Linked DNA regions of Homo sapiens: region 2 is linked to region 1. A link is an interaction called in ENCODE POLR2A ChIA-PET data of the cell type or tissue named here. Cell type or tissue: GM12878. All regions are shown on one strand. Each heading gives the region's core, and the rest is flanking DNA. Links, peaks and the distances in the headings are about the cores only.

The links. ChIA-PET counts read pairs that join two places held together with the same protein. Peaks named below come from ENCODE experiments on the same cell type or tissue, not always from the same donor. Only the 100,000 strongest peaks of a DNase experiment are listed, where the experiment ranks them.
Region 2: POLR2A ChIA-PET joins it to region 1 with 10 read pairs; 3 of 35 experiments call an interaction of 5 or more read pairs at or near these places.

What each region holds. Positions count from the first base shown.
Region 1 is chr1:114,008,007-114,017,598 of GRCh38, reverse strand. No RefSeq gene overlaps it. Among named protein-coding and RNA genes, the nearest start is that of OLFML3, 33 kb to the right of the region's middle. RefSeq lists an enhancer at 1,281-2,480. In GM12878, for the core only: no CTCF peak of the experiment used is centred there; no DNase peak of the experiment used is centred there.
Region 2 is chr1:114,462,169-114,471,760 of GRCh38, reverse strand. TRIM33 (tripartite motif containing 33) reads left to right here. Exons shown (of 20, transcript NM_015906.4): 2 at 7,373-7,491; 3 at 8,205-8,349; 4 at 8,525-8,657. It also overlaps the pseudogene EIF2S2P5. Among named protein-coding and RNA genes, the nearest start is that of TRIM33, 44 kb to the left of the region's middle. In GM12878, for the core only: no CTCF peak of the experiment used is centred there; no DNase peak of the experiment used is centred there; H3K27ac peaks cover 690 bases.

The DNA.
Region 1 (9,592 bases), core at 765-8,764:
AAGATATTAATGTAATAATAATAATAATAATGGGAAAAGGGAAGGAAAGAAGAAGAGGAAGTGGACATGGAAGAGGAGCTAGCAATTAATGAACATTTACAACTGCCGGGGATTGTAGCAAACATCTTAGGGACTCAGTGGCCAGTCCCTTCCTCCAGCAATTTAGACACATTGATAGCTATAATTGTATTACACACCCACATTCAGGATCACTGCTGTCCCCTAGAAGTCTCTGCAAGTGCTTGGTTTGATTGCACAAAATATTTCTGATTATTTTCATTTACACAAATAGCTTTCATTTGTACCTAATCACTATGAAGCACAAATATGATTATGTGCTGATTAACTTTGCTTTAAGATTAATTTCAACATTAAACTCTGCCCATTATTTTAGGCTTCTTAATTTGTTGTGTGTACGGAATTGATTGTATATTCAAACTTAAAGCAATTAGAGGACACATCATGTCCTGGAATATTAGGATACAATACAGAGGGCGCACAAGTCCTTCCCCAAGCAGTAGAGATAATAGAATATTCTGAACAATTAACCTTAAGATATCTGAATATCTTTTTTTTTTTCTTTTTGAGACAGGGTCTCGCTCTGTCACGCAGGCTGGAGTGCAGCAGCATCATCTCTGCTCACTGCAGCCTCTGCCCCGCCAGGCCGAAGCATCAATCTTCCTACCTCAGCCTCCTGAGTAGCTGGCACCACAGGCACGAACCACCACACCCAACTATTTTGTTTGTATTTTTAGTAGAGATGGAGTCTCTGCCTTATTTCCCAAGCTGGCCTCAAACTCCTGATCTCAAGTGATCCTCCGCACCTCAGCCTGCCTCCCCCAAAGTGCTGAGATTACAGGCATGAACCACGGCACCCAGCCCTGAATATCATTTTGAATTTTAGAGTCATGGAGGTATACGATATGGTCTAGTTGTATTTTTAAGGTGCTAAACAGAGAGGTGGGCAGTAAGATACTGTGGAGGAGTACTGGTACTAACGTCAAATGCCATGGCCAGACTGCCTGCAACATTACTAGCTATGTTACCTTAGGGAAGTAGGGATGTGGGACTGTGTAGGGGAAACTAATATTTGTTGAATATATACTATTATAAGTACTAGCACTGTCAGATGCTTTAGGAATAGTAGTGGTAGTAATGAGAACAATCATATAGAAACCCAGATAGCTAGCATTTATTAAGGTCTTTGTGTAGGCCATTGATAATGGTTTGGGTGTATGTCCCTGCCCAAATCTCATGTCAAATTGTAATCCCCAATGTTGGAGGTGGGGCCTGGTGGGAAGTGATTGGATCATGGAGGCAGATTTCACCTTTGATAAAGACTCTCACCTTTGCTAGTTCTTGTGATAGTGAGTGAGTTATCATGAGATCTGGTTGTTTAAAAGTGTGTAGCACCTCCCCTCTCTGTCTTCCTCCTGCTCCAGCCATGTAAGGCGTGCCTGCTTCCCTTTTGCCTTCCGCCATGATTGAAAGTTTCCTGAGGCCTTCCCAGCCATGCTTCCTGTACAGCCTGTAGAACCGTAAGACAATTAAACCTCTTTATAAATTACCCAGTATCAGGTATTTCTTTATAGCAGTGTGAGAATGGACTAGTACAGCCATGCAATATCCTATTTAATCCTCAAAATAACCCTAAGGGATCGGAGCTATCACGATCCTCATTTTACAGAAGAGGAAACCAAAGCTCCAAGATGCTAAGTAACTTGACTAAGGTCACGTTGATAAATCACAGATAGTCTAGATTTGAATCCAAATCTGTTGGGCATCAAAACTTTAGTCTTTCCAGTTCTTCTAGATTATCTCCAAGGTTAAGTAATCCCTAACCTCCCAGAATCTGCTTCCTCATTTATAAAGTTGTATAAAAATATCTTACTTAAAACAAAAGATCTTTTTGTGGCTCAACAAGATCACATACCTGAAATAGCATATATTGTAAAATACTAGAAAATGTAAACTTGCTAGAGACTTAGAAAATTTACCTGTTTTCCTTGAGGCAAATAGGTACATGTTCCTCTCTTCCTCTTTTCCTCTCTCCCTTCCTTCCTGACATCCTGCCTTCCTGCCTTCCTTTCTTTGATTTTTGTTCTCCCCCTTCCATTCCTTTTGATCCCCTTTTTGTTCTCCTCTGCTTTCTTTCCATCCTGCAACAACTTCATCCCCACCCCGACCCCTGCCTGGTTTAGGAAAGAATTAACCAGAGAGCCCGGGAAAAGTGTGCATTTTAATTAGTCATCTATGATTCATTGGGAAATGGCTTTGTTACTCTGAAGACAGAAGGAGACATGGATTTTCTCACTTACACAGAGCTGGTTGCACACCCAGCAGGGGCTCCAGGCACAGTTGCTAAATGATGAATGATAGCATACCCAGGTAGGTTACTCACTGGATAAATATGAGCAATTTCTTTTTAGGGGATCATCTTCATGCTGAGTCTTGGACACCAACCTGAATTCTCCTACAGAGAAACTGGACATCTGCTCTTGATGGGGTGTAGTGGATAAGGCATAGCACCTGTGATCAGGAGATCTAGATCTGAGTCTCAGTTGTGACACTTTTTTCTGTGTTACCTTGGGAAAGTTATTTACCCTCTCTGAGCCTCAATTTCCTCACTAAAAGGGGATCATGGTACCAACATGTGTTAAAAGAGTATTAAATGAGATAATAAGTACTTTGTAAACAATGTGTTTGTAATTAATCATGAATCTTAGTTTGATTATATGATTATAATTATGTTTTTTTCCAGTAATGGAAAGAGGGCAGGGATAAAAGGCAGTGAGTGGCCTGAGCTTCTAAAAATTCTCATGAGAAGGATTCATAGAGGGTTCACCTGGTTCCTTCTAGGAGTTTACTCACAGCCTTATAATTTTCATTATTTAGAAAAACAATCACAGATGTCATGTATCACAACTTGCAGAGAACACACCTGCCCCTGAGACAGAGCAATCATGATGATGGTGGGCAGATGGGGTCAATTCTGGGGAACTGGGATTCCTTGTGGGAATGGAGGCCATTTCCCCATGGGTGACTCACAATGGCTGAAGAAGGGAGAGGCAAGTATCTATTATACACAATTAGCAATCACCCCACAACCCTGGCTCATGTGAACCCCACCACCACCCCCAAAGCTATTGCCTTTTGCATAGTCCTCCACCCCACCTCCATTCCCAACTTCCCAGACACTCATTTTAACGTGCTTTCAGGAGGCAGGAATTCTGGTAGGAGGGAGATATCTCACGAGGTTTGCCCTGAGACACTCCTGCCCCTGACCATGAGGGCAGGCTCCTATCTCCTCCTCCTTGGGTCCAGGTCTGGCCACACCCACATGAGAAGGGAGTGTGATCCCTGAGCATGCCTTGAATGTGGTGTTAGAAAATGGGACCCACATAAAGATTCTGCCACAAAAGTGCTGTATAACTCAGGGCAAATCACTCACTCTCTCTGAGCTTCAGCTTCCTCTGCAGTAAAATGGAGATACTAATACTTGCCCTGACTTCCTCACATTGCTGATGTGAACATCAAATTTAAAAACCAAAACAGGGCCGGGCACGGTGGCTCACGCCTGTAATCCCAGCACTTTGGGAGGCCGAGGCGGGCGGATCACGAGTTCAGGAGATCGAGACCACGGTGAAACCCCGTCTGTACTAAAAATACAAAAAATTAGCCAGGCGCCGTAGTGGGCGCCTGTAGTCCCAGCTACTCAGGAGGCTGAGGCAGGAGAATGGCGTGAACCCGGAAGGCGGAGCTTGCAGTGAGCCGAGATCACGCCACTATACTCCAGCCTAGGCGACAGAGCGAGACTCCATTTCAAAAAAAAAAAAAAAAAAAAAAACCAAAACAATAGAACAAAAAAAAATCATGAGGACTAAAATGCTGTTTAAATGTTTAGTTTTAGGAGAACAATGAAACAGTTAAGAGCAATAAGCCAGAAGAACACATAGCAATGTGGCTGAATCTTAAAACCATGGTCCTGAATAGAAGACAAGAAACATAATGAGCTATATCACAACCCTATTCACATAAATTAAAAATCCGCAGCCACAAAACAATGATGTGTGCTTTTCAAGATTCAACATTAAACAAATTAAAACAGTGATGGGATATAGGGGATGGGGATAAAAAGAATGAATGAATAAGTGAATGAATGAATGAATGAATGAATGGCAGAGTTCTTGCATGGACCATTGATGACACTGTGAGATGAGATGAAGGGCGGAATAATCCTGTGTACCTGAGATCCAAGAAAAATGTTTGTTATTATTAAGCATCAGCTTTGTTAAGTAAGGGAATTGACAACACTTTCTTCTGCAGTCTAGTCACTCTTTGATTCATTTATTCAACAAAAGTTGGTTGGGTCCTGATGCAGTGACTCATGCCTGTAATCCTAGCACTTTGGGAGGCCAAGGCAGGAGGATTGCTTGAGCCCAGGAGTTTGAGACCAACCTGGGCAACATACAGAGACCCCTCTCTACAAAAAGTGAAAGAATTAGCCAGACATGGCAGCTTGCGCCTGTGATCCCAGCTGCTTGGGAGGCTGAAGCAGGAAGATCGCTTGAGCTCAGGAGTTTGAGGTTGCAGTGAGCCATGATCGCGCCACTGCACTCCAGCCTGAGTGACAGAGTGAGTCCCTGTCTCTAAAAATATAAATAAATAAACATTGGTTGAACATCTACAACAGGCCAAACTGTGCAGAGTACCAGTATTATAAGCTTCCCCCCGCCCCAAAAAGTCCTGCCTTTATTTACTGACAAGAAAACAAATGCTCACAGTATGGTATGATAGTGTCTGACAGAGATGAGGACAAAGGAACGCAGAGGAAAAGTCCCTCACCCAGCCTGGGGGAGAGGGAGGAGGCTGTGTCAGCGAAGGCTGGAAGAAGGATGCTTGAGCTGTGCTGAAGTATGTGTATGGGTCAATCTGGTGAAGAAGGTAGGGATGTATTTTAGGTATAGGAAACAGCAAGTTCAACAGCACTGACACGTAAAGCAGCAAGCAGCTCCGTACAGGCTAGCATGGACTGGCCCACAGCAGAGACCTGGGGAGGCTGAGGCCAGAGATGCAGCCCACTCTGAAAGGCCTTCAAGACCAAGACAGGGACTTCAGAGATTCCCTAATTGCACGGAAGCCAATGTGGTTTTTCCCTGGGAGAACATCACACCCAGATATATGTCTTTAATAGCCACCATGGCCACAATGTGGAGATGGGTTAATGGAGAGAATCTTGGTGTGGGGGAGGCCATTCAGGAGGTTGCATGAACACTGGAGGCCTGAACTAAGGCAGTGGCTGTGGGGATGGAGAGAAGGGACTGAGGCTGTGAGATGGTAAGAAGCAGAGTCCAGGGTTATGTTGACTGGTGTCTGACTGGACATGGAGTAGAGAAGGGGTAAGAGAGGGTCAGAGATAATGTCCAGGTTCCTGATTCAGAAATCAAAGTAGCTGACCATGCCATTCTCCAGAAAATGACATCCAGGAGGAGGGACAGCCTTGGGTAAAGGGTCAGAAGTGCAGAAGGTAGTTGTGCACACAAACACAACTCAGTAGAGGGCTCTGGTCAGAAATATCTATATTTGGCAGCACTGCCATACAAAGCCACAGGAAGAGATGATACATCTGGAAACATTTAGAGGATGAAAAGAGAAGAGGGTCAAGAATGAACCATGCATTTAAGGGACAAGCAAAGGAATTGTAACCTGCAGAAAAAAAAGAAAGAAAAGACCAGAAGAGATGAAATTAAGAATAAGTGAGACCAGTGTGGTGGCTCATACCTGTAATCCCAGGGCTGTGGGAGGCCAAGGCAGAAGGATTGCTTGAGGTCAGGAGTTTGAGACCAGCCTAGGAACCATAACAAGATTCTATCTCTGCAATATGTATGTGTGTGTGTGTGTATATATATATATATATATATTTTTTTTTTTTTTTTTTTTAATTAGCCAGGTGTGGTGGTGCACACCTGCAGTCCCAGCTACTCAGGAGGCTCGCTTGAGCCCAAGGGTTCAAGGCAGCAGTGAGCCAAGATCATACCACTGCACTCCAGTATGAGTGACAGAGTGAGAGTACCCACACCACTGTGGAGTGAGAAACAGAGAAAGGGGAAGCTGTAGGTGCAGAGAACTTTCAGGAGAGCTGTCTGTAAAAGGAAGGAAGACAGAACTAGAGAAATCAAGGAAGAAATTGTTAAAGGATGAGAACAACTTGAGTAGATATGGAGGAAAGGATTTAGGAGAGAGGAAGAGATTGAAGATGTAGAAGAGAAGGGAAATTTGATGGAAGGAAGTCATAGCAAAAGAGAGATATGAGGATGGAGGGAAGTGCATAACTGAAGGAATTCACATGGACTGAAGAAGGGACACCTCCTCCCCTCGGTGCAATGAATTGTCCAGCTTTCTTAGAATAATATTCCATATGTAGCTCTATGCTCCCTATAAAATGAGACTGACATCTGTTAATGAGATTACTGTAAAGCTAATTTCACTTCATTCTTTACCTCATTTCCTCTCTCCCTAACTATCTCCATTAATGACAAGAGCAGTGAGGTGCCCTGAGAAGCAGGAGGCGGTGCCCAGAGCCGGCAAGGGTGGGGAGAGGAAAAAGGAGTCCAGCCTATGGTAGGACGTGAGTGGCTTCAACACCCCTCAGAACCCAATGCCTCCACTGAACCACGAAGCAAGCTGAGAAGCCCCGCCAGCTTATGGGGAAAGTGCTGGCTTCCCTAGAGTCTAAACCTGTTCTAACTTTCCCCTGGTTCCAGCTCTGGATCCACCTCTACATTTTTAACTCACCCTTGCCCCTTTGGTTTGTGGGATTTTTCTTTCATTGCTGACTTCTGATTCTTGGCTCCTTCTCAAGAGTTTTGCCTTGTGTTCAATTCCTTGATATGCCAGCTTTTGACTACCTTCTCTAAAACTCATGTACTTATGCTCCTCCTCATTCAAAAGGGGATTCGAGGGTTGACAAGGGGGTCATAAAGATAAAAAAGGATTATGTCATTGTGCACACATCACAGAGTGTACTTACAGAAACCTAGATGGTGCAGCCTACCACATACCTAGGCTACAAACCTGTACTGCATGTTGCCATACCGAGTGCTGCAGGCAATTGTAACGCTATAGTATTCGGGGATCTAAACATATCTAAATGTAGAAACTGTAAAGTGAAGGTATGGTATAAAAGATAAAAACTGTACACCTGCATAGGGCCCTTACCATGACTGGAGCTTGCAGGACTGGAAGTTGCTCTGGGTCAGTGTGTGAGCAGTGAGAGAATGTGAAGACCTAGGACATTACTGTACCCTACAAGGATTAGAAACACTGTACACTTAGGCTATGCCAAATTTATTTTAAAATTTTCTTTCTTCAATAATAAATTACCCTTAGCTTACTGTAAGTTTTTACTTTATACACTTTTTAAATTTTTTTAACTCTTTGACTTTTTTGAAATAACAGCTTAAAACAAACATATTGCACAGCTGTACAAAATATTTCCTTTATATTCTTATTCTATAAGCTTTCTTCTACTTAAAAAAATTCTAAATATTTTTACTTTGTAAACTTTAAAAAAAAATTAGACACAAACACATTAGCCTAGGTCTACACAGGGTCAGGATCATCAATATCACTGTCTTCCTCCTGCACGTCTTCTCCCGCTGGAAGGTCTTTAGGAGGAATAGCACACACAGAGCTATCATCTCCTATCATACCAAAGCCTTCTTCTGGAATACCTCCTGAAGGACCTGTCTGAAGTGAAGCTGTTTTACTGTTAACTTTTTTTTAATAGGTAGAAGGAGTATACTCTAAAACAATGATTAAAAGCATAGTAAATACATAAGCCAGTAACACAGTTATTTCCTATAACTATCAAGTATTACATACTGTATGTAATTGTATGTGCTAGACTTTTACATGACTGGCAGTGCAGTAGGTTTGTTTACACCACATCACCACAAACACGTGAGTAATGCATTGTACTCTGACCTCATTAGGCAATAGGAATTTTTCAGCTTCATTACAATCTTATGGGACCACTGTGGTCTGTGTGGTTCATCACTGACCAAAACATTGTTATGTGGCATGTGACTGTATATCAGTATATATGTTGATCAGATTTACACTATAATATATTGAGAGGAGATGAAGAAAGTGACTGTGAGAGATAATAAATGTTTATTGTTTTAACCTACTAAGTTTTGTGGTAATTTTTGTTTCTCACTACAAAAATGGAAAAGTGGAAAATAAATAGACAATGTCTAAAACAGAAAAAAGTAGCAATATAAGCTTGTTATTTAGAGATATGAAAGTGATATCCCAAAAAAGCTGACAACAGTTGGAGCTGGAGGATGTACTTCTAAGATGGCTCACTCACACAGCTGGCAAGTGAGCTCACACTGCTGGCTGTTAGCAGGTGGTCTCAGTTCTTCACCACATGGACCTCTCCATTGTGCTGTTTGAGTGTCTTCACAACATGGCAGCTGACTTCCTCCTGAGTGGGCAGTATAGGAAAGGACATAGTGGAAGCCACAATTCCTTTCATGACCTAGATTGAGAAGTCACATTCCATCATGTCTGGTATATCTTATAGCTCCACAGGTCAGCCCTATTCTATATGGGAGGTGACTACACAAAGGCATGACTTACTAACACGCAAGGATTGCTGGGGGCTATCTGGGAGGTTGCCACGCAAGTATTCAAAAAGTGGAAATTTGCCTGACACACTGAACCTCATCCTTAATTCTCTTAATGATAAGTACATAAAGAGGGAGGCCAGTGGCATAACTGCTCAGCCTTGTTCAATAGAGCTAGCCAGCCAGAGGCCAAAACCATATGTTCAAGTCTCTGAAGGTCTGACTTATCTGTGAATAAGACTAATGGAATCTAGAGGAACGGTGGGAATGCATGTCTTTTATCTCTATTAATGCTATTTTTTGCAACCAAGCATTTGGTAAATTTTGAGCTGCAGGGAGCTCAGTGTTATGCTGACAAGTACATGGGGTTCAGCTCCTCCCTGTTACCAATTAAGGGCAGCCTTATTCTTTAATAGGCTGGGCTGGAGATGGGCTGTCAGCCTCCTGTGAAAGTGCAGGAGCTTAGCTAGGGCACATGCTTGGCTGGAAGGAGAGCCTCTTGCATGTAATACCTGTCCTAGATGCAGACAGTCTTGGCATTTAGGGCATCCAACTTTAAATCCATGTCCTTCCTCCTTGTCCAAGATCAGAAAAATAATTTATTTCTTCTTTTTAGTTCTATCAACGCTTCAAAGTCTAGCTCTAAAGTCCCCCCCATCCCCCACCCCCCACATCCAGCCTCCCTCACTGCCTTCATGTCTGCTCTTCTGCCCCCTCCAGACCAGTATCCAGGCCTCTTGGGCCTCTTTCCTGCTCCCCTGTGCAACCTTACTGATACAGAGGGAATTAACCAAGACTGCCAAGGAAAGTTGGGTACAAAGCAGGACTCATAAGCAAACAGATGTGGACATATTGACTCCAACAAACAGCACTGTTTCATTCAGATGTGGGACAAACCCAGATACCCCTGTCAGCTTGTACCTTCCCAGACCTCAGGTTTGCTCAGAAGCCCTCTTACC
Region 2 (9,592 bases), core at 665-8,664, 450 kb before region 1:
GTGGACTGTGTCCTTCATTGTTGTACAGTATTCCCACTATTCCTATTTAATGCTTTTTTAACTTTTACTTAGGTTTATCTAATGCTAATATTCTTCCTGTTTGTTTTTGTTTTACCTTTTTGTTTTGTTTTGTTTTTTGCAGTTGCTGCTGTATGTTTGTTTATCCTTTTCTTTTTCAATAGGTATGTCTTGAAGTTTCATTAGTAGCAGACTACTAATTTGCTTCTCAGGATTGCCATTTTTCAGGTCTTCTAATTTTTTAATATGGAAATTGTGTTTATTTAAATTTAGCAGGGCACTTCTTTTTTTTTTTTTTTGAGACAGAATCTTGCTTGCTCTGTCGCCAGGCTGGAGTGCAGTGGCATGATCTTGGCTCACTGCAGTCTCCGCCTCCTGGGTTCAAGCAGTTCTCCTGCCTCAGCCTCCCGAGTAGCTGGGACTAGAGGTGCACGCCACCACACCCAGCTAACTTTTGTATTTTTAGTAGAGTTTGACCATATTGGCCAGGATGGTCTTGATCTCTTGACTTCGCCATCCGCCCACCTCGGCCTTCCAAATCGCTGGAATTACAGGTGGGAGCCACCATGCCCAGTCTGATTTGCTTTCTTATCATTCATATGCTCACTGGACTGTCACTTTTAATTTCCTTCAAGAACTTTGCAGGCCAGGCGCAGTGGCTCATGTCTGTAGTCCCAACACTTTGAGAGGCCTATGCGGGAGGATTGCTTGGGCCCAGGAGTTCGAGACCAGCCTGGACAACAATATGAGACCCTGTCTTTACAAAAAATCAAAAAATTAGTTGGGCATGGTGGCATGAGCCTGTGGTCCCCACTGCATGGGAGGCTGAGGTAGGAATCACTTGAGCCCAGGAAGTCGAAGCTTCAGCGAGCAGTGTTCATGCCATTGCACTCCAGCCTGGGCCATAGAGCAAGACCCTATCTCAAACAAAACAAAACACAAAACTTTTCCTTTGCATTCACAACTAGGCTAACTGGCGCAAGAGGCCTAGCATTGGCCTGTCTTGGCTTTTGATATGCCTTCTCACTAAGCTTAACAATTTCTAGCTTTTTAAAATTTAATGTAGGAGATGTTTGACTTGTTGTTGTTGTTGTTGTTGTTGTTATTGACCAAGTCATGCTGAATCGATTCTTCTTTTCAGTTGGACACTTTGAGGCCATTGCAGGGTTATTTATTGGCCTAATTTCAATATTGTTTGGTCTCAGGCATTAGGGTGGCCTGAGAAAGGGAGAGAGACAGGGAGTGGCCAGTCAGTGAAGCAGTCAGAATACATTTATTGATTAAGTTTGCTGTTTTCATTGGGCGCAGTTTGTGGGGCCTCAAAACAATTACAGTAGTAACATGAAAGATCAGAACTCACAGGTCACCATAATAGATAAATAATAATTTATAAGTTAGGAATATTGCAAAAATTAACAAAATGTAACAGAAAGACGCACAGTGAGCACACATTGTGGGAAAAATGGCGTCTACTAATTTGGTTAATGCAGGGTTGCCACAAACCTTCAATTTATAAAAGCTCAGCATCTGTGAAGCAGTATAAAGCTAAATGCAGTAAAACAAGATATTCCTGTATAACTTCAAGAATATAAGAAGCCCTAAGAATACCAACAAGCTTTATGATAATAGATATTAGTTATACTTAGTTTATTATAAGATATTAGTGTTCTTCGTATATGATTGTATGTGCACATATGTGGCCATATATGACTATGACTTCACCTTAAGCCAGCTTCATTCTTAAGTGATAAAATTAACTTTGGAAATACTTACTGACATTATCTAAATATATGTTACTCTATGATATTATTTTATAGGATTTAAGCCATTTTTATTATAAATTATTTCAGTTACTTTCTGTATCATATCTCCAAGTTTTCCCTGTATAAAGCAGCATTCTTCTTTATTCTCCCTCTATTGACAGGTCATTTTGTCTCTTTTCTTCATTGCCAAGTTTTTTGTAAGAGTGGGCAACATATTCAGCATTTCACATCTTCAGTTCCCCACGCTCATGCTAATGTCTGTCTGCCGCTACCTCCATTGCTATAAAATTTCTTTAGTAAAGATCAGTGACCTGTTGCTCCAGAACATAATTATTGTTTTTTTGCCATCATTCCTTTTTGGCAAATACATATTGCTTTCTAGGTCTCTATTTTTTAAATTTGATTTTCTTGCTCTGTTATAAGAACTAAATTATCTTACAGATGCCAGTGAACAATTTTGAAAAACACTTCCTTACCCCATATCACATCTCTCTGACAGAGAGAGAAGAGGCCATGATTATGTCAACAGTTTGAACAGCGGCATCTTGCAAGAATTTCAGACCAACTGACCACTCATCAAAGAACTTGGCAGCTTTTTAATCTTGTTTTTTTAATACAACAGTATATCCATTCTGATGACAAACCTGTCCCGCCAAATCTCCACAACACACGTTGTAAAATCAGTGATTAGCAAATTAGTCAGCTTTGGCACGGAGCTGTGCTTGCTTGCCCATGACAGTCTGGAAACTGGTTTTGTACTTGCAACAGATTATCAACAATAAGTTGCTCACTGTAAGAAGTAGAGTTGAGTCTCTTCTGCAGGTGTGTGTCCAGTGATCAGCATGTGTGAAAAGTATTCCTTAATATATCTTCTGAAGACTTTTTCTGTTTCTGTTGGAATCTTCTTTGATTACAAATTGGTTATTACCATCTATAGAACCACTTGTACCCAGTTCAGCCAACAAAAATGCAAGATGTTTGGGCTGATGATGTAATAGTTTACAAATATCTGTAAAGTTGACAAAATAAGTTTTCTTGGTTCCTACTCAAATGACCTGTAGAGGTTTGATGACAGATTTCCTTTTCAGCAACCACATCTGGATTCTTTTCCCTCGTGATGTTGCACACTCGCTTCAGTAGCTCCTTATGTGTATTTGAGACTGCCCTAGCAGGGCCTGTATGATTATTGAATGAGATACTGTCATCTTTTTTGCTGTCTTCATCTTCTAGAACTTTGTCTTTCTCTAGTATTTCATCCTCATCTGGGAACTTGACATTCTTCTTTTTCTTCTTTTTATTGCCAAGCATAATATTAAGGTCATACTCTGGTTCAGCTGGTTCTTGAATATTTTTTCAATCTTAAGATCCTTTACACCTTCTTCAGCTTCATCAGTATCAAACATCTTTTTTGTTTTTTTCTTTTCTTTTCTTTTGATTAAAGAAGTTCAAGTCATCTAGATCATCAGAAGCACCTTTTTCCCTACTGTTCTCTTCATCAGCTTCCAATTCTTTGTCCCCAGTTGGCTCTGGCGCCACTTGTTTTGTTTCTAAGGGCTGGGTCTCCTCTGTTTGGGTATCCCCTTCCTCCTCTAACTAAAGGACTGCTGCTGCTGATTTTACTTCTTGGTCATAGTAGGATCAAAAATCATCTCATCCCCAGACATGGCTGCAGCTCGAATGGGCTAGGCACAGACAGGAAGTCAGACAAATCAGCCCTAGCCCCCAGCAGCAGCGCTGCTCCTGCTGTTACCTCTCACACCACTGCACTCTCTAGCCCCTTATTAATGTGTGCACATAGGGTGGGAATAGAGATGAATAAGAGATAGGTGCATGGTGGAGAGAGGAACTAGACTTAGGCATGGTTATACTTCTCCAGTTTGAGGTTTCTGGCACGACTTGACAATCTTTTTCCATCCAGCTTCTTTTTCCTATTCTTTGGATAATTCATTCCAGTCTTTCAACACTTAACTCACAGGACTCTCTTATCATTTGGACTGGGCTCTGACTTAAGTAATTAGAGGCTGTAGGTATAAATTCTCTCAACTCCCCTCTCTATCTGAAAATATATCTGTAATTTTTCATTATTTTCTAAGGGAAAGGAGAGTGGTGTTGATGACCAAAGCTTTGGTGTGACTGCTTGAGAATATTGGAAAGAGAAGCTAGGGCTAAATGAAAAGATTGTTAGGTCATGCTAAGAGTCAGCTGACTTTAAGCGCATTATGTAATTTTAAAAGTAAATTGGTACAGTGGTAACAAGTTAATCATAAATGGTTAATGGAAAAGTAGTTGATCCTTGTTTGACTTGTGTTTGTTTCAGTTACACAGACAGGTATGTATTTGTGTCCTGGCCTTTGATGTAAAGTGTACTTCCTGTGGTTTGCAGTTGAAAATGTTTGAAAGCTGTCTCCTAAATTTGAGAGCTCTGTTTCTTCTGCTTGACTTGTAAATATTGGTGTAACAAGGGTTATTGTCCTTGATAATATTCTTCCTCAGCAGTCATAACTACATTTCACATTTGAGTTATTTACATGCTGGTAGCTCCCTCCACACCCTTCAGCTCCAGAAATATGCTAGTTAAACACCATCTATCCAAAACTTACTCATTACATTTCTGGCTAAAACACTTTTTCCTCATTTTGAGTAGTTATGTAATTATCTATGCATTACCCACACCAGGAACTTGGGAATCATCTAGAATTTCTAATTTGTTTCCTCATTGTAACTCTTAGTACTCCTTCATCATACAGTCATTTATTAAGTCCAATTGATACTCTGATTTATCCTCTACATTTCCTTTAATACTGCCTTAGTTTAGTCTCTTTTGTTACTGATAGACCAGCGTTTTAATTAGAGAAATAGTTTAGCATAGTTCTTAAGAGCATGAGCTGTAGACACAGACATGTTAGTTGAATTCAGATCTTGGCATTTACGTCACCACATGACCTTCAGAATGTTTCTTAATCTCTCCGAACCTCAATTTTTTCACCTTTAATGTGGGGATAGTAATAGAACCTACTTTACAGGGCTGCTATGAGGACTAAATACACTTATACATATAAACTTCTTGAAGAGTTAACTGATCTGGCGGGGTGCGGTGGCTCACGCCTGTAATCCGAGCAGTTTGGGAGGCCAAGGCGAGCAGATCGGTCACCTGAGGTCAGGAGTTCGACGCCAGCCTGACTAACATGGAGAAACCCTAATTTAGTTGAAAGATACAGATTAAAATCAGCAAAGAGAAAAGGTGCATGGTGCAAAGCCCAAGAGAAAGCAGACCCATGCTTTCAGATGTCCCCAGCAACAATGTGGGACAATACACTGGGAGTATTGCCAAGTAGGGAATCTCACCTGAGCCTTGGTGTCTAAGTTTTGGAGATCAGTCTCATTGCCACGCAGCCCCCACAGGACTGGTAATCAGCTACTTGGACACCAGTGCACCCAGAGGTCAAACACGGTATGGCTTAAAGCCTCAGGTATACAAAAGTACTCTTACCAGGCAGAATTTTCCACGGGCTCAGAGGTCATCTCCCAGGAACGTGTAAAGGGCCAGTCCTGAAGATAGGCCTTTCTTAAGAAGGAATGTGCAGCATTTGAGCAACCCAGGCCTGCCAAATAAACCCTTTCTTGCACACTAGTATAGTCACGTTCATTCTTCAAGACCCTATTAGAAGTGTTATCTTTTTGGTGAAAATTTAACTGATTTACTCTAAGAAGAGTTAGTTGCTCTCATATCTTTGTCTCTACAGTTACTTATACTTATCTTCTTTGTAGTTTTATATAATACACTTTCTCAAGAGGTTTTTAAGTCATGCTTTCCCAAATGTGAAAATATTTTTCCTTTTCCCCTTTCTCTTCACTTTACTATTTCTCCCTTTGGTTTGAAAAATTGTTTTTGTGTGTTTCCTTTTACCAAGATCTTTTTATTTATTTATTTTTTTTTTTGAGACCGAGTCTCTCTGTCGCCCAAGCTGGAGTGCAGTGGCGCGATCTCAGCTCACTGCAACCCCCACCTCCCGGGTTCAAGCGATTCTCCTATCTCGCCCTCCTGAGTAGCTGGGAATACAGGCGCGTGCCACCACACCCGGCTGACTTTTTTTTAATTTTTAGTAGAGACGGGGTTTCACCATGTTAGCCAGGATAGTCTCCATCTCCTGACCTCGTGATCCGCCCGCCTCGGCCTCCCAAAGTGCTGGGATTACAGGCGTGAGCCACCGCGCCCGGCTCTTTTTATTTATTTTTATACCATGTTTTTGGTAAAATAAAGAGGAAATATTAATAAGAACAGTATTTTGTTTTAAATATATAACAGTAGTTATTTTTTAATTTTAATTATTTTATTTTAAAATTAGAGATGGCGTCTCACTATGTTGTCCAGGCTGGCCTCAAACTCCTGGGCTCAAGTGATCATTCCACTCCCAAAGTGTTGGGATTACAGGCATGAGCCACCTCACCCTTCTTTTAGAGTGATAAGTTTTATTTATGTTTTCATTTTCCATCAGAATGACTATATATGGTACTACAGTTTGTGTACTACACAACTCATGGGGACTTGGTTTATATCCCAGTCTTTGGTGCTTTCTGTAATTGTGTACATTATAAACTATAAAAATTACATACTAATCTAGAATCCTTCTTGAAGGTGTGGATTGTGTCATTTATGCTGTATCCTCTATTTCATGGCTGACATGTAGTCAGTTTGTTGTGTTGACTCTGGTGCTATTTTCAGTTATTTAGCCTCTATGTGTTACCTCAACAGTTTATCCATTCTGATAAGTCCTGGAACACTAGCAGGTGAAGGGACAGATGATCTTTCTTCTCATATTAGCATGTATTCAAGTATCTCTAACCAAGTCAGAATTTATAAGATGATAGATTGTATATTAGTTTTCTGTTGCTGCTGTAACAAAATTACCACAAACTTAGTGTCTTAAAACAGCACCTGTCTTACTGTTTTACCATTATGGAGGCCAGCAGTTTGAAATCCCTTTCACTGGGCTAAAGTCAAAAGTGGTGGCAGGACTGGTCCTTCTGGTGGCTCTGGGAGAAAATCCATTTCCTTGTCTCTTTCAGCTTCTAGTGGTTGCCTGTCTTTCTTTTCTCCGGCTTCTTCCTTCATCTATAAAGTGCATCACTCTACTCCCTGCGTCCATTGTTATTATAATTGCCTTCCACTCTTCTGTAGTCTTACCTTCCTCTTCCTCCCCCTGATAAGGTCACTTGATCACGTTTAGGACCCGCTGGACAAACCATCTCCAGAGCCTTAATCGCATCTGTAAAGTCCCTTTTACCATGTAAATTAATATTCATAGTTTCCGAAGATCAGGATCTGGATTTCTTTTGGGGCAATTATTCAGCTAACCACATATTATAATGAGGAAGCACTTCTTGGGAGGCATCATAATGCTTGTTTTTTCTTTTCCTAAATAGAGTATCACTTTTACCCAAATGGAATAACTCGCTGGGTTATTTTACTGAGCTCTTGATGCTCATTTCTTTGGTCTTCTCTGTGATGAATTAATGTTTCTATATGGACATCATGCACAATTTCTTTATTCCTGAAGAATATTTTAAAATGTTGTTATTTTATGTTGTAGTTGGTGTAATACGGTGCCCAGTATGCCGCCAAGAATGCAGACAGATAGACCTTGTGGATAATTATTTTGTGAAAGACACATCTGAAGCTCCTAGCAGTTCTGATGAAAAATCAGAACAGGTATGCTTCTCAATTTTTCTTTATATTCCTATCTTGATATCAAACTGTAAGTTATAAGAAAAACATGTTTGGATAGTTAAGTCATTTAGGGTGGTTCTGCTATGGATTCCTGTTTCAAATAGAAAGTTAAAGATAGCTTTCTTATATACTCTCAAACTTAGTTAAATGAGACTAAAGCTATTACTTAAAATGTCAAATTTGGGCCAGGCATGGTGGCTCACGCCTGTTGTCGCAGCACTTAGGGAGGCTGAGGTGTGAGGATTGCTTGAGCCCCGGAGTTCGAGACCAGCTTGGGCAACATAGTGAGACTCCATCTCTACAAAAAATAAAAGTACTAGCCGGGCGTGGTGGCATGCGCCTTTAGTCCCAGCTACTTGGGAGGCTGAGGTTGGAGGATTGCTTGAGCCCAGGAAGTTGAGGCTGTAGTGAGCCGTGATTGCACTACTGCTGTCCAGCCTGGGTGACAGAGCGAGAGCCTGTCTCAAAAAAAAAAAAAAAAAAAGTCAAATCTGCACAGACTTCGTGTTCTCAGCCTTAGATTTTTACCTACATGAATGATCTGTAAGGAAAAGGATTTTGTTGAAGATAAATGGATAACAAAATAATTTTATTCTGTGTACAGTGAAATAGTATATTGAAGAACAAGTTTTTTTTTTTTTTTAGATCTAGATTTTATGTATTTAATTTAGATTAGTGCTTATTTCTTCTTTTAGGTATGTACTAGTTGTGAAGACAATGCAAGTGCAGTTGGCTTTTGTGTAGAATGTGGAGAGTGGCTATGTAAGACATGTATCGAAGCACATCAAAGAGTAAAATTTACTAAAGATCACTTGATCAGGAAGAAAGAAGATGTCTCAGGTAAGATAGATGCATTGTAATCATTACAATGATTACAGTTAACCTCCTTCTTTTGCCCCTATAGAATTTTCTACTTATTCTTTATAAACTTTGGATAGCAACATCAATAGGAATTTAGAAAACTAGACAAAAATTTTATGTTTGGTTAAAAAATATTTGTTTTATTTTGCTACAGAGTCTGTTGGAGCATCTGGTCAACGCCCTGTTTTCTGCCCTGTACACAAACAAGAACAGTTGAAACTTTTCTGTGAAACATGTGATAGATTGACATGTAGAGACTGTCAGCTATTGGAACACAAAGAACATAGGTACAGAAATCATAATTGCTTACCAGGAAATACTATAAAAAGTGCTTGTAAAGTCATTCTTCTTCTTAAAGCAAATATTGATTATATGTTTGTGTCTTAATCTTTTAAATCTGTATTTTACATATTTTAATTTCTTGAGCAATATATGTTTTGGTAAATTATTTAAAGATTTCCACATTTAAATCTAATTGTCTTATGAATGTTTGTTAAAATGTATCATTTTGTAGGTTTGGGTTTACAAGAATGGAGTTATATTATGCATTTGTTTGCTACTCCTGTGATTCAAATAAGCTTTTTCTTGGTGTCCTATAGTATTTTTGGCTGTAATCTACAAAAGCAGTATTCTTTTAAACATCAAATCACAAATACACTGATTTCATGTTACATATAAAATTTGTAGAAAAGCTAGGGATTTATGAACAACTAAGCAGAGTTACTGACCCTCTAATACATACCTTTGTATTTTAGCCTTGTACCCTCAGAATTCAGTAGTATTCATTTACTAGGAGTGTGTTTCATATGAACGGTTTGGAAACTGTACAAAAATTTCTAGTCAGTTGTGTAACAATATCCTTCAGTAAATTTCTCCAGCTTCCATGGCATCTGTTTATTACAAGTAAAAAGATGGTGTCACCCATAGTCCAGAATTTTCCAAAGTGTTTTTCAAACAACAGTTTTTATGGCTGGATGGGAATAGATTTTATTAATCTATTGCCAAAAATGTATAAGAGAACTTGGGTTAACCACACTTAAATGTGTTTCTTAACGATATGATTTCTTAGGGTTTTTAATTCATTAGAATTCATTGAAGTTTATTAGAGCCTTCTTAAAGAGGGGATACAGTAATCCCAATTGCCAACCATTATTGCAGCCTTACTTTGTGCCAGGTACTTTTCTGAGTGCTGAATATGTATTTAATTCACACCAACTATCCA